3 separate regions of the Homo sapiens genome follow, and all the other regions are linked to region 3. The links are chromatin contacts, found by Hi-C or POLR2A ChIA-PET in ENCODE. All regions are on one chromosome and are shown on one strand. The core of a region is the stretch at or near the end of the contact, and the rest is flanking DNA. Distances in the headings are between cores, read along the strand shown.

The links. Hi-C counts contacts between places; a loop is a spot of excess contacts on that map. ChIA-PET counts read pairs that join two places held with the same protein, here RNA polymerase II (POLR2A). Pooled maps may share reads with other maps.
Region 1: a pooled map shows a loop between it and region 3 (3-fold over the local background). The contact joins the enhancer-like site here to the promoter of SCAT1 in region 3. A Hi-C loop is called at or near these places in 2 of 50 pooled maps. POLR2A ChIA-PET finds 5 or more read pairs at or near these places in 5 of 52 experiments (B cell, HEK293, HepG2 and 2 more).
Region 2: a map of astrocyte of the cerebellum shows a loop between it and region 3 (5-fold over the local background). The contact joins the enhancer-like site here to the promoter of SCAT1 in region 3. A Hi-C loop is called at or near these places in 1 of 168 maps with a recorded cell type or tissue (astrocyte of the cerebellum). POLR2A ChIA-PET finds 5 or more read pairs at or near these places in 1 of 52 experiments (activated CD4-positive, alpha-beta T cell).

The regions. Positions count from the first base shown.
Region 1 is chr17:78,746,684-78,749,480 of GRCh38, reverse strand. All of the region lies in intron 1 of CYTH1 (cytohesin 1), which reads left to right. Among named protein-coding and RNA genes, the nearest start is that of CYTH1, 34 kb to the left of the region's middle. RefSeq lists enhancers at 378-447, 508-567. Within about 2 kb of position 1,325, at least 29 of the 41 ENCODE cell types and tissues checked have a DNase peak (open chromatin) inside an H3K27ac peak, as active enhancers do; they include B cell and OCI-LY7, where a contact is called at or near this core.
Region 2 is chr17:78,534,469-78,537,168 of GRCh38, reverse strand. All of the region lies in intron 19 of DNAH17 (dynein axonemal heavy chain 17), which reads left to right. Among named protein-coding and RNA genes, the nearest start is that of DNAH17, 42 kb to the left of the region's middle. Within about 2 kb of position 1,433, at least 6 of the 41 ENCODE cell types and tissues checked have a DNase peak (open chromatin) inside an H3K27ac peak, as active enhancers do.
Region 3 is chr17:78,630,635-78,633,334 of GRCh38, reverse strand. It overlaps SCAT1 (S-phase cancer associated transcript 1), which reads left to right and starts at 1,278. Exons shown (of 5, transcript NR_110849.1): 1 at 1,278-1,345. RefSeq lists an enhancer at 943-1,444.

The DNA of each region.
Region 1 (2,797 bases), core at 76-2,575, 120 kb before region 3:
TTTAAATTTTTTTTTGTAGGGGGGATGGAGTCTCAATCTGTCACCCAGACTGGGGTGCAATGGCACAATCTCTGCTCACTGCAACCTCTGACTCCTGGGTTCAAGCAATTCTCCTGTCTCAGCCTCCCGAGTAGCTGGGATTACAGGTGCCTACCACCATGCCTGGCTAATTTTTATATTTTTAGTGGAGACGGGGTTTCGCCATGTTGACCAGGCTGGTCTTGAACTCCTGACCACAGGTGATCTGCCTGCCTTCGCCTCCCAAAGTGCTGGCTGGTCTCAGACTTTTGGGCTCAAGTGATCCTCCCACCTTGGCCTCCCAAAGTGCTGGGATTACAGGTCTGAGCCACTATGCCTGGCCTAGTTTGTTTTTAAATCAATAACAGGTATCAAGAAGTTTGGACTGGCTGACCTTGGTGGTCTTACTGCTGCCACCTTTGCTCTGCCTCACACAGTATGTGGGTGTGTTGGGCCCTTCTCGCAAGCTCCTCTGTCATGTGATGGTTCCGTCTTCAGGGCTGTGGCAGGACCGCGCTGGTTCAGTTTGCTCTGTGTCAGCTGAGTAAAGGATGGGTGGAGTACACCAATTTTGTAACTTGTAACATTTGGTCTTGTGGTTTTGCAAGGAAGGGGTGATATATAATTAGTAAGGCAGGAGAGCAAAGGAAACAGGAAGGGGATCTGCAGTGCTCCTGTATCAAAGTAGATCTCCAAAGCAACAAGGGACAAAAGCAAGCACACTCCTCCCGCCCACCCGTTTTTACTTACTCTTATTTGATCAGAGAACTTTGCTTTCATAAACATCCTTGAATTAAGGCTGGAATTTTTTGGTAAAAATTCCTAACTGAATTTGGTTTAGAAGTATACAGAAAACCCAATGAATTAATTGAATAATCTCCCTTACCCCCTTCTTCAGACAATTCTCCTGTATTCTCTCAAGTAATAAAAGTACTAGAAAGATCAATTGTATTTATCATTAAATGGCTGGTGCTTATAATTTATTCCTTGAATCCAGTTAAACAGTGAGCTTTCCTGATAACCTAGGCATTGTTGTCCCCTACAGTAACCTGGGCCTGTTGGATGTGTAAACATTTTCCTTTGACCCAGGACTGTGTTGAAACTATTTGTTAATCACACAGCAGGATGATCAATACTTACACCAGCTGACGGGACACCTGGCATGACTACTCAGTGATCCAGTAAAACCACGCCAAGCTGGTTCCATAGAGTTTTCATTTTTGATGATAGGACTCGTAGCTCTCAGAATCAGAGAATGTTTAGAGGTGAAACTTACCACAAATGTGGGTCAGCATCTTTAGTTTGTTTCCGGTGTGTGGGGTGCAGTGGCGGACAGTGAGAGAGCCATGTGATGGGAGGAGGCTGCAGAGCTGGACTTTGAATAATGGGTAGGGTTCAGAAAAGTAGAAAATATTGTGAAATTTATTTTATTTTGTTTTTTTGAATGAAGCAACAAAAACAGAGATTTATTGAAAATGAAAGTACACTCCACAGTGTGAGAGTGGACCCGAGCATAGGGGCTCAAGGGCCAAAAATACTGTGAAATTTATTTTAATCAAAGTGGAACATAGATATAGTTTTAAAGATCCTATACAACACAAAATTTTACGTGCTTATAGCAGCAGTTTTCATAAGAACCCCAAAGTGGAAACAACCAGATGCCATCAGCTCATGAGTGGGTAAAGAAGATGAAGTCTGTCCCTACAAGGGAAGATTCTTTAGTCATAAAAAGGAATGAAGTTCTGACACATGCTGCAACATGGCTGAACATAGAAAACATTGTGCCAGGTGAAAGAAACCAGTCACACAAGGCCATGTATTAGGCAAATCTGTAGAGGCAGAAAGTAGATTAGTGGTTGTCAGGGGTTTGGGGATGCGGGAATGGGGGTGACTCCTATGGGGTATGGGGTTTTCTTTTGGGGATGATGAAAATGTTCTAGAATTAGATAGTGGTGGTGGTTGCATAACTTTGTGAACATGCTAAAATCACTGAATAGTATTCTCTAAAAATGTCCTGCCTCTCCCAGACAGTGCCTCCTCCCCGCAGATGTTGACCTCTAGATCCTTCAAGATTGGGACCGCAGTGCAGTATTTGAGTCTCCCCAGATCTCTTCCTAAATACCAGAGAATGCTGCTGAGAGTGTGCATTTTCTTAAAAGTCACTCCCCTCGTTAGTATACCTGTGCCACTATCTTCCCACCCCTCCCAGGGACTTTTTCTATTCTTACTCTACGAGCCTGGCATACTCTGGGCCTTCAGAGCCTGATCCTTAGCATGCCATGTAGTTTTTTCTTTTTTTTTTTTTTTTTTTTTTTTTGGCGCTGCCATTACCTGTGTCCTCCAATGAACTCTTGTGTTTTGAAGAGGGAGATACTTTGTTTTCTTGACCTTTGTAGGTCTAGCTCTTGGCTAACATAGTGCTTGGCACAGTTCAACAGACATCATTTAGAATGAACACATGGTAAAGAGTCAAATCTTTTTTTAATAAATCAGTGTACACTTTTATTATTATTATTTTTGAGACAGAGTCTGACTCTGTCACGAAGACTGGAGTGCAGTGGGGTGATGACAGCTCACTGCAGCCTTGACCTCCTGAGCCCAGATGGTCATCACCTGCCTCGCCCTCTGAAGTAGCTGAGACTACAGGCACGCACCACCACAGCCAGCTAATTTTTTAGTTTTCTGTAGAGACGGAGTCTGTTTATGTTGTCTAGGCTAGTCTTGAACTCCTGGGCTCAAGTGATCCTCTCACCTCGGCCTTCCAAAGTGCTGAGATTAT
Region 2 (2,700 bases), core at 184-2,683, 96 kb after region 3:
TCTCACTCTGTCGCCCAGGCTGGAGTGCAGTGGCGCGATCTTGGCTCACTGCAACCTCCGCCTCCTGGGTTCAAGCCATTCTCCTGCCTCAGCGTCCCGAGTAGCTGGGATTACAGGCACCCGCCACCACACCCGGCTAATTTTTTTATTTTTTTTTAGTAGAGACTGGGTTTAACCGTGTTAGCCAGGATGGTCTGGATCTCCTGAACTCATGATCCACCCGCCTCGGCCTCCCAAAGTGCTGGGATTATAGGCGTGAGCCACCGCGCCCGGCCCTGCTTACCTTTTAAATGACATCGTGTGACCTCTAGGATGACATGGCCACTTCTCTCCCCACTCCCACATCTGTCGTCCTTCCCAAAGCAGCTTCTTCTCAGTCAACCTGCCTGGGTTTCATTCCCTCATCATCCTTCCAACCCCCCGACACGATGCCAAGAGGGTAACCTTTCCCAACTTCCTGACTGTTCACTCAGTCCTGTAATTTTTTTGAGACAAGGTCTCACTCTGTCACCCAGGCTGGAGTGCAGTGGTTCAATCTCGGCTGACTGCAGCCTCTGCCTCCCGGGCCCAATTGATCCTCCCGCCTCAGTCTCCCAAGTAGCTGGGATTACGAGCATGCATCACCAAGCCCAGCTTGGTGATGTATTTTTTTGTAGAGATGGGGTTTTGCCATGTTGTTGCCCAGAGTGGTCTTAAACTTCTTAATTTTTTTATTTTTTGAGACAGAGTCTTGCTCTGTTGCCCAGGCTGGAGTGCAGTAGCATAATCTCAGCTGACTGCAACCTCCGCCTCCTGGGTTCAAGCGATTCTCCTGCCTCAGCCTCCTGAGTAGCTGGGACTACAGGTGCATGCCACCATGCCTGGCTAATTTTTCTTTTTTTTTATATATTTTTAGTAGAGACGGGGTTTCACCATGTTGGCCAGGATGGTCTCAATCTCCCGACCTTGTGATCCACCCGCCTTGGCCTCCCAAAGTGCTGGGATTACAGGTGTGAGCCACCGTGCCCGGCCTCAGTCCTGTAATGTAAACACTGATTCTCCCAGTACTCAGGCAATTTGACAAATGTGCCTCCCACTGCCTTCTGAAATCATCTCGTCTAAACGCATCAAACAAGACACACGGAGAGCCTGGCCAGGCTCTGGGGTAGGAAGGACAACAAAAGTCATGGGAAATTCAGCTCCCCGCTTAAGGGAGGTTTGAGGTGGTGTGTTTGTCAAAGCACCTATTTGTATAGCAATAAAAAAAAATCTGAAAAGACTTAAGTGACCTAAATGTTTGTGGAAGAGGGGAGTGGCTTGACCAATTCTGGCCCAAACCCAGATTCTGTGAATTGTCACAATGAGCCAAGGATGGAAAGGTGTTGTGACAGGTTATTAGACATTTATCAAGTTACAGAACAATGTTTAGAATATGGTTTCATTTGCTTAAACAAGCAAAAATCTGGGTGAGTGCTTACCAGGAAGGGAGGAAGGAGGGGAGGGGAGAGGGATGTGGCTGCAGGCGTTTCCTCTCATGCATTTCTGCGTTGTTTGAATTGTAAAATAATGGACACGTATGATTTGTCATAACATATATTTACAGCGAGATGAGCTGTCCTGTCCAGGAGGGAGGGATGTGCGTGTGCTCGTGTGTGTACGCGTGTGCTTGGATGCATATGTGCCCGTGTGCGTATTTGCATGTGTGGTGGGGAGGCATGCTTGTACAGAGGTGACATGAGGACACGAGGGAACAGCTAATGACCTGAGAAGGTCAAGGACAGCTCCTGAGAGGAGTGGGCGTGTGAGCGGATTCTGGAAGGGTGGGAGGAGGTTTCCATGCTGAGAAGATGGCTGTGATTTTAGGCCCAAGTGCAAGCAGCAAGCTGTTCCAGAGTTGAGAATAGAATTTGCCCCAGTTATGCAGACGCTAGGTTAGCACATGTCCTCAGAATCAGTGTGTCCCGGGTGTGCCCCTCCCACTGTCCCCAAAGCAGGCTGCTCTTGGGCACCCACGGTTGCTGCAGACAGAGCTGCTCCACCCCTGGGCTCTGCCAGCACAAACACTCAGGCTGCCTTGCAGACACCCTGGGACGCTCAGGCAGAACATTCCAGAGCTGAAGGGCCTGTTGCCCAGGAGAAGGGTCCCTCGAAAGCCTGCTGGTCTAGCAGAGTCTTACCTGGTGCCAAGCTGTGGAAGACAATGAGAGAGTCAGGCATCTAGACTGCTGGGTCCCAGGGCCACTTCCCAGAGACCCAAGTACCCTAGCTTGGTGGCAGAGAGTACCCAAGGGATGCTTCCCATGGGTACCAGGGTGGCCAACCCAGAGGAGTTGGGTCAGGACAAGGAGGAGATAGAATGTGGGCCCCAGGCTGCCACAGGGATTTAGAGAGCTGAGCTGCCCACAGGGGACACCAGCAAGGGGCAGAGACCCCAGGCAGCAGGTCTCACCTGCCTCTGGTATGCCAGGCTGCCACCAGCCCAGCCCAACTGGAACTTGGATCCCACCTGGGGAGATCCAAAGGACTGCAGGGGACAATCTCAGCTGGAGCAGGTAGATGCCTGGAAGTTACAACACTGAAATCCAGAAGCACCTGCCTGTGCTCTGAACACTGCACTCCCAACCCTGAGCAGAAAGAGGGGCCATGAGGAGGGGTGGGAGCCAAATGTCAGGCACAGGCGAGCCCATGGCTGAATTCTGAAGCACACACCAAATGCTTTCC
Region 3 (2,700 bases), core at 29-2,528:
CCATCTCTATAAAAAAAAAGATAAAATAATCTCTTCAGGGGTTCTGTAGTAATTTAAATAACATGGAAATTATATATTCATGGAAGGTTTGTCAGAATCGGTAAAATGGTGTTGGCCTGGCGACCTCTGGGGGGAAGGGAGAGGGGGAGAAGTTTGTTTTTGTTTTTGAGACAGTCTCTCTCTGTCGCTCAGGCTGGAGTGCAGTGGCGTGATCTCAGCTCACTGCAACCTCCGTTTCCTGGGTTCAAGTGATTCTCGTGCCTCAGCCTCCCAAGTAGCTGAGATTACAGGTGCCTGCCACCACGCCCTGCTAATTTTTGTATTTTTAGTAGAGACGGGGCTTTGCCATGTTGCCCAGGGTGGTCTCAAACTCCTGGGCTCAAGTGACCTGCCCGCCTTGGCCTCCCCAAGTGCTGGCATTACAGGTGTGAGCCGCCCACCGTGCCCAGCCTGTTTTTGTTTTTTTGATTTTTGTTTTTGGCTCAAACCAGCAGTCCCCAACCTTTTTGGCACCAGGGATGAGTTTTGTGGAAGAAAATTTTTTCCATGGATGGGGGCAGGGGTGGGGGATGGTTTCAGGATGATTCAAGCACATTACATTGATTGTGTACTTTATTATCATTACATTGTAATATATAATGAAATCCTTATACAACTGCGCTATCATGAAGAATCAGTGGGAGCCCTGAGCTTGTTTTCCTGCAACTAGACAGACCCATCTGGGGGTGATGGAGATGGTGACAGGTCATCAGGCATTAGATTCTCATAAGAAGTCCACAACCGCTGGGCGCGGTGGCTCAGGGGCTGGGCTCGGAGGCTCACGCCTGTAATCCCAGCACTTTCGGAGGCCCAGGAGGGCAGATCACGAGGTCAGGAGATCGAGACCATCCTGGCTAACACGGTGAAACCCTGTCTCTACTAAAAATACAAAAAAATTAGCCAGGCATGGTGGTGGGCACCTGTAGTCCCAGCTACTCAGGAGGCTGAGGCAGGAGAATGGCGTGAACCCGGGAGGCGGGGCTTGCAGTGAGCCGAGATTGCGCCACTGCACTCCAGCCTGGGCGACAGAGCGAGACTGTGTCTCAAAAAAAAAAAAAAAAAAAAAAAAAAAAAGCCCACAACCTAGATCCCTCGCATGCGCAGTTTACAATACCGTTCGTGCTCCTCTGAGAATCAAATGCCACCACTGATCTGACAGGAGGCGGAGTTCTGCGGTAACATGAGTGATGAGGAGTGGCTGCAAATACAGATGAAGCTTCGTTTGCTCACTTCCTGTTGTGTGGCCCAGACAGGGCACTGTCTGTGGCCCCAGGGGTTGAGGACCCCTGGCTTTAACAACAGAAAGGTACCATCTTACAGTTCTGGAGGCCAAAGTCTGATATCCAGGTGTCTGCAGGGTTGATCCCTTCTGAGGCTGTGAGCAGGACCCCCTCCAGGCTCTCCTCTGGCCTTTGGTTTCCTTCCTTCCTTCCCTCCCTCCCTCACTCCTTTTCTCTCTCTTTCTTTCCTCCCCTCCCCTCTTCTCCCCTCTTCTCCCCTCCCCTCCCCTCCCGTTCTCCCCTCCCCTCCCCTCTCTTCTCCCTTCCCCTCTTCTCCCCTCCCCTCCCCTCTTCTCTCCTCTTCTCCCCTCCCCTCCCCTCTTCTCTCCTCTTCTCCCCTCCCCTCTTCTCCCCTCTTCTCCCCTCTTCTCTTCTCACTCTTTTGCCCAGGCTGGCGTGGTTTATGTTTGTGGTTTTTCTTTATTTATCTTGCCAGACATTTGCACGTTTTGATGAACTTTTCAAACAGCCAGTTCTTTGCTTTATATTCAATTGTAGACTGAGTTTTCCTGGGGGGTGTTGGAATTGGGGAGGAAGGATCTTTTTTTTTTTTTTTTTTGAGATGGAGTCTCACTCTGTCACCCAGGCTGGAGTCCAGTGGTGTGATCTCCACTCACTGCAACCTCTGCCTCCCAGGTTCAAGTGATTCTCCTGCCTCAGCCTCCTGAGTAGCTGAGATTACAGGCACCTGCCACCACACCCAGCTAATTTTTTGTTTGTTTCTTTGTTTGTTTCTTTGTTTGTTTGTAGAGATGGGATTTCACCATGTTGGTCAGGCTGGTCTTGAACTCCTGACCTCAAATGATCTGCCTGCTTCAACCTCCCAAAGTGCTGGGATTACAGGCATGAGCCACCGTGCCTGGCTGTGATCATTTATCTTGGCTTTTTTCTTAAGTCTTCTTCTGTTTCTGTTCTGCAGTGCATGGTGGCTCGTTTGTGTGAGTTCAACGCTCAGCTGTGCATTGTTTATCTCTTAGAGCAGGTGTGAATTTTCTGTTTTCAACCAGCTATGTGCAAACATGAACTCCTATTTTTATAACTGCTCAGACATTCCTATGACAGGGCCTCATTTCTGCTTGGCAACAAGAAAACTGAATTTAATTTCATTTAATCGGGTAAACAGTTCTGTCGGGTATTTTTCTCTAGCGGAGTCTGGTTGAAAGCTTCATCGCTCACAGAGAACATTCCAGCATTAGTGTCATGGCCTCTGGCCGGTGCAAGGGTTTCTCGGAGCCCAGGTGGCTCCCTGCGGGGAGGAGAATTCGACGCTCTGTCCCCTTCCTCTGCCAGGGACCCACTTACTAGTCTCCGGGGCTGCTGTAATAGAGGAACACAAACTGGGTGGCATCAAACAACATCACATTTCTCACAGTTCTGGAGG